2 separate regions of the Mus musculus genome follow, and region 1 is linked to region 2. Evidence: chromatin loops called from intact Hi-C (ENCODE). Cell type or tissue: left cerebral cortex. All regions are shown on one strand. Links, peaks and the distances in the headings refer to the core of each region. The heading gives the core; the rest is flanking DNA. Region 1 has its middle 22 kb from the start of Zbtb18. Region 2 overlaps Akt3 (thymoma viral proto-oncogene 3).

Evidence for each region. Peaks named below come from ENCODE experiments on the same cell type or tissue, not always from the same donor. Only the 100,000 strongest peaks of a DNase experiment are listed, where the experiment ranks them.
Region 1: it touches region 2 in a loop (4-fold over the local background); 2 of 42 quality-filtered maps call a loop at or near these places.

Annotation. Positions count from the first base shown.
Region 1 is chr1:177,419,140-177,422,063 of GRCm38, reverse strand. No RefSeq gene overlaps it. Among named protein-coding and RNA genes, the nearest start is that of Zbtb18, 22 kb to the left of the region's middle. In left cerebral cortex, for the core only: a CTCF peak has its summit at 1,714 (motif pointing right); a DNase peak (open chromatin) is centred at 1,706.
Region 2 is chr1:177,193,807-177,196,730 of GRCm38, reverse strand. All of the region lies in intron 1 of Akt3 (thymoma viral proto-oncogene 3), which reads left to right. Among named protein-coding and RNA genes, the nearest start is that of Akt3, 53 kb to the left of the region's middle. In left cerebral cortex, for the core only: a CTCF peak has its summit at 1,312 (motif pointing left); DNase peaks (open chromatin) are centred at 1,306 and 2,359; H3K27ac peaks cover 307 bases.

The DNA.
Region 1 (2,924 bases), core at 215-2,714, 230 kb before region 2:
CCTTGTCTTTATGTACTGTGCAGCCAAGGGGGCCAAGTGGCCGCAGGCTGAAACCTTTGAAATAATTCTAAGCTGATGACCTCAGGTATTTTGTTATAGCATCAAAAACTGAATAATAGAATGTAAAAGGACTCAGCCCACATTTTCCCTTGCTGGTGGCCAAGCAATCTCAAGTAGAACATTACCTTACTGAAGTGGGTGCCCACCTCGAACTATGAGGGACAGTCCTGGCACCTTTAAAATATTTCATCAATGTTCAACAACACACCTAACTCCTAAGCATTTGGCTCAGAGTTCCTGTGAATATCTGAACACTCAGAAAAAGAAGAACTCACACAATATGTTCACTAATATATATATAAATACATAAATATATATTCACTAATAAGTGAATAGTAGCCCAGAAACTTAGAATACCCAAGATATAAGATACAATTTTCAAAACACATGAAACTCAAGTAGAACGAAGACCAAAGTGTGGACACTTTGCCCCTTCTTAGAATTGGGAACAAAACACCCATGGAAGGAGTTACAGAGACAAAGTTTGGAGCTGAGACAAAAGGATGGACCATCTAGAGACTGCCATATCCGGGGATCCATCCCATAATCAGCTTCCAAATGCTGACACCATTGGATACACTAGCAAGATTTTGCTGAAAGGACCCAGATATAGCTGTCTCTTGTGAGACTATGCCGGGGCCTAGCAAACACAGAAGTGGATGCTCACAGTCAGCTATTGGATGGATCACAAGGCCCCCAATGGAGGAGCTAGAGAAAATACCCAAGGAGCTGGGGGGATCTGCAACCCTATAGGTGGAACAACAATATGAACTAACCAGTACCCCGGAGCTCTTGTCTCTAGCTGCATATGTATCAGAAGATGGCCTAGTCGGCCATCAGTGGAAAGAGAGGCCCATTGATTGTGCAAACTTTATATGCCTCAGTACAGGGGAATGCCAGGGCCAAGAAGTGGGAGTGGGTGGGAGGGTATGGGGGACTTTTGGGATAGCATTGGAAATGTAAATGAAATAAATACCTAACTTTAAAAAAGAAAGAAAGAAATATTGAATAGTTGCCAGTAGACAATTAACAATCAAGAAATGGTATCCAACATCCGGGATTCTTACTTAACACAATTGGAAGAATTAATGCAATTCTTGATCAACAAAAACCCAAAACATAGATCATATTTAGTTAGGGACAATCTGGTCTATAGACAAAAAAAAAAAAAAAAAGTTTTCAAAGAAGAGACTTTCACACCAAAGGTTGGGTAGCCGTTAGGAGGCTACCAGATGCAAACCAGAATCATCATGTCTTAAACCTCTTTCTTACAGCTAGTGCTCTGCAATCGGCAGGTGGGGGTGCTACTTGAGATTAGTGCTCTATGGTGGCTTTTTTTATTTGGCCTTCTGTCTTTCCACAATACAGGCTTCCATCTACTGAGTCTTTGGATACAAATCAGTTAAGCCAGAATGAATAGAGCCTTTTGGTCTAGTTTGCTTTATCTTAATAGCAAGAATGGAGCATGCTTTTTTTCCCTTCAGGAGTTTATAAATAGTCCATATAAAACCACCCACTACCTTTTCATACACACTCGGCTCGTTATTGAAAAATTATACTCCCTCGCACCTCCAGGCCTTGCTGCGGCTAAAAGTAAGTTTTTTTGCACTTCAATATTCATGGCAGGAAAAAAAATCAGCAAGTACTAATGTTCATACCCCAAGGGGGCAGCCTCCACACAGATGAAAATATGACCAGGCAAGCACCAAGTTTTTGCTGCATGGCACCAGGCCCAGAGGAGAAAGTCAAAGCCGAAAGATCCATCCTAAGAAGTTAAAAAAAAAAAAAAGTCCTCCCCCATATCCCAATCAGCAGTAGCTAACGGCTAAAGAGTTCACAGAAACCCCAACATTGTCTCAGGCCTCAGGAGATTAACAGTGCAGCAACCACATGTGCTCCGTGCTTGATCCCCAGTTACTTAATAATATGTATCATCGACTCTGCTGTCAGATGTCCTGGGAGCAAGAAAAACAAGTTATTTTGGGTTGTCTGGTCAAACAGTATTGACTCTTTCATGACAGTGTAATCTAAGGAGCCCCAAACACCAAGACACCAGGGCTTGCAGGACCAAGACACCTTGTAAGGGAAGCTCTGTTACCAGGGACTTGAAAGAGGGCTGATGTGCAGCTACCTCGGGTCTATTAGGAGTATGGAAGAAAGCAGCAGAGGCATGCATCCAGAGGATGGGGTCAGAGGATGTTACACTCAGAGGATCCTTCATCCAGTGGTTCTGGCTGGAGGTTTGATAAGGGGACAGAACAGGTAGGATTCATCTGAAGACGAATTTTCTTAAGGAAAAAGATTGAGGTTGAGAGACAGTAGCAATTCTGTTGACAGACAGAAGGGCTCGGCTCCCAACTTGATCCCTGGTGTTTCCTAACTGCTTGCAGAGAGCCGTGAGATTGCAGCTCCCTGTTCTCATCAAACCGAAGTGCAGCAAGTCAGCAGTGACTCTCGGGGGCGGGGTGGGGGTGCGTGTTGCAGAACACCTTTCTGGTGTGTTATGCTGGAGGAAGCCTGACACAAGAACCGCCTGGTGAACTTGCAGGCATGGGACGACTCCTCCGCTTATTCCACTGTTCAGCGAGGCTCTCTTGAGCTCCTTCTCCAGTGTTCTATGCCTTGCCAGGTACCAGGGACACCAGGACACACACCACACTGTCCCGAGGAGGTTACATTCCTGTCATTTGTAAATAATAAAAATGCCAGCCGATCCCTCCGTTGGAGTATAATTCCTTGAGCTTACTAGAATAGAAAGGGTAGGAACTGAGTCACTGTGGATCAGTGATTCTCATTGCAGTGTGACAGTATTGCTCACGGAACTTTGTCCTTGGAGGAGTTCTGTGAGCCTCGTAGGTAGAAAG
Region 2 (2,924 bases), core at 168-2,667:
TCTCTTCCTTCTTTTGAGAGAGGGTGTTACTGTGCAGCCCTGGCTGACTTGGAACTTGCTTTGTAGACCACATTGGTCTTGTATTCATAGAGATAAACATGTCTGCCTCCTAAGCGCTGACATTAAAGACATGCATCACCACATCCGTCTGTAGACCTAGTTTCTTAAGGAACAGTTTTGAGATTTGTATTAAAGTCAGTAGTTGAGTCAACAAGAGAGACTCCAGGATAAAGAAATTAAAATTCTCCTAACTTTTGCTTTAACAAAAGAATACTTACTAGTTTCTTAAAATGCTTTCATAATGTATTCTTTTAAGGATTTTAATATTGTTTTCCAAAGTAGATGAAATATCTTTAAGCTAACTGATACCTCTTCCTAGGTAGCATTTAGTTTTTAATTGTGTATCAGGCAGAGCTGTATGCTTAGCATGAAAAATTGTATTTAAGTGGTTACGTTGAATCAGAGTATTTTTCCTTTGGTTGTCCTATATTTTATAGGTTCATCCAAATGTGGTGTTTATGTCAGAAGTTCACTTTTAGGGCAGAATGGTGGTATGTACATGTACTGTTTGTTGTTGTTATTCATTCATTCATTCATTCATTCATTCATGTCTTAGATTTACATGAAAAGTTATTTATTTAGCTTGAATATTTGAAGTTTCTTTTTTCAAGTAGAGAGTTCTATGACAGTCTTTACTTTGTTAATCCCACACAAGCTGTCATTCCTTTACCTTTGTGTTTGCACTGCATGACTAAGATGCATGTTAGCGTGTCCTGTATTTGGGAGATAATATCCTATTCCTTAGCTTCTTTAAGATGTTCTTTGTTTTTTTTTAAACTTGAAGTGTGTTTGTGTTTCTTTTCCTTTTTCCTCTCTTTCCCTTTTCATTTCATTTAGGTTTCGTGTTTGTTAGTGATATTTATACATGTCTTTCATTGATCCAGGAAATTCTTTGCTACTAACACTTCTGATGTATTCTTTCTGATATTGTATAACGAGGCAATTAAAAACTTGGGAAAAAATCTTTTGTGTATATACTTTACAATTTATGACTTAATGTTGTTGTTGATGATATTTTTATGCTTCTTTAGTTTTTCTCTTTTTTCTGGTTGTTTGATGTGGTACTAGAGTTCTCTGTCAATTCTTTACATGTGTTTTTGAGTTCTCAATTGTTGTTGTCTTTCATATTGCTTACTTATTTGATTTGTGTGTTTTGGGGGACACAGTTTACATGAGCAATTCAGAGGACAAATTTTGGTTAGTAAGAGGATCTGTTCTCTCCTGCCACCTTGTGGGTCCTAAGGATCAGACTCAGGTTTTCAGCCCTGTTCCAAAGTGCCTGTACCTGCTGAGCTGTGTTGTCAGACCTCATGTTATTTACAGTTTTCTCTTTTACTGATGAAAACTCCAAGTTAGATCTTTAGCTTCATTAACATAAGATAAGCACACTCATGTTTAGCTTATACTCTGTCTGATGACTGTGACCCTCTGAAATCTTTGAAAGTGCACTGTTTTCATGGTTTGTTATTTCTGTTTCTCATCTTGCTTCTGGGGTCCTGGCTCCTAAGGTACCAGTTTTAAATGCTGCTGATTCTTGTTACTCATTTATCAGTGTTGTAAAAACTCCACATGCATGCTGAAGCATTGCTTCTAGAAGGAATTTCAGGGGACAGGTTCCTTCAGATTTCTTTTTATGTTTTTGTCAGTTGATCATATATAACATTACTACCTGTTTGTTTCCTTTTAAAGACTCCTTATTTAGTAAGTATTATTTTCATGACATTGAATTTATAGCCACCAATACTTTAAAGTCATGACTGAATGAAGCTTTTTTTAAACATGTATTTTATAACAGCTTTCTTGCACAGAGAAACATTTTTATTACTTAAACTTGTATTTGTGGGGACTCTTTTAGACAATTAAGTCACTGAGAGAAAGCAAAACTGTGAAGAGTGTGGCACTAACCATACTTCACAACAGCATTGGTTATAGTAAATAAATGAAAGCAAGCCTGAGTGATACCTTATCCATCCACATCTGGGAATACAGGGGTTATTATGCTTTCAGAGTATTTGCTTTTTTACATGTAAAAGATGACTCTTAGAACAGCTAGAATGTTACTGAATTTTGGATTATAAAACGTTTTAATGTGTTGATGACTTTGCAAATGCAGAATCCTGGAAAGAAGACTGGCTCTGTGTGCTAGGCATGGTAATAGAAAACCATATGTAGATTTATATGCTTTGAGTTAGGTTACCTCCCCCTTCTCTCCACACTTGGAAAGAAGCTTGATTTTATATCTTTATTATAACTTGAAGGCATTAAAATTCTGGAAACAGAAGCTGAGGGGGTTGGGTAGATTGGGCAGGCATGAGGACTTGAGTTCTATTCTCAAAACTCACATAAAATGCTGTGTGTGATGGTGTTCCCTTGCAATCCAAATGCTGGGTTAGCACACATGGGAATATCTCTGGATCTTGCTTTATTTATGAGCTTCAGGCCAACGAGAGTCCCTTTCTCTCATTGTGTAGGTGGATAGTGTTCCTTAGAATGATTTTCAGGGGTGTTCTCTAACCCTCATATCACATTTGCACATTGACACAGAAACACACACAAACACACACACACACACACACACACACACACACACACAATCCTAGAAGTACTAAAATCCAAGCTCAAGGGTTGATGTCTTTGCTAACTTAAATGATGTGAAATTTATGCTACAAAATCTTGTTTATTTTTTGTTTATTTTTAGCGCCAATAAAATACATTTGTAATACTTGTGTGGGAGTTGGTTTGTCAGAATCATCTTACCTAGCATTTTAAGTTGCTCTTAGTGGACTGTGCCTCTGAACAGCCTACTGAAATACTCTATAAAACTTGTTATTTTGATATATTCTTTAGACTTACACTAAGATATG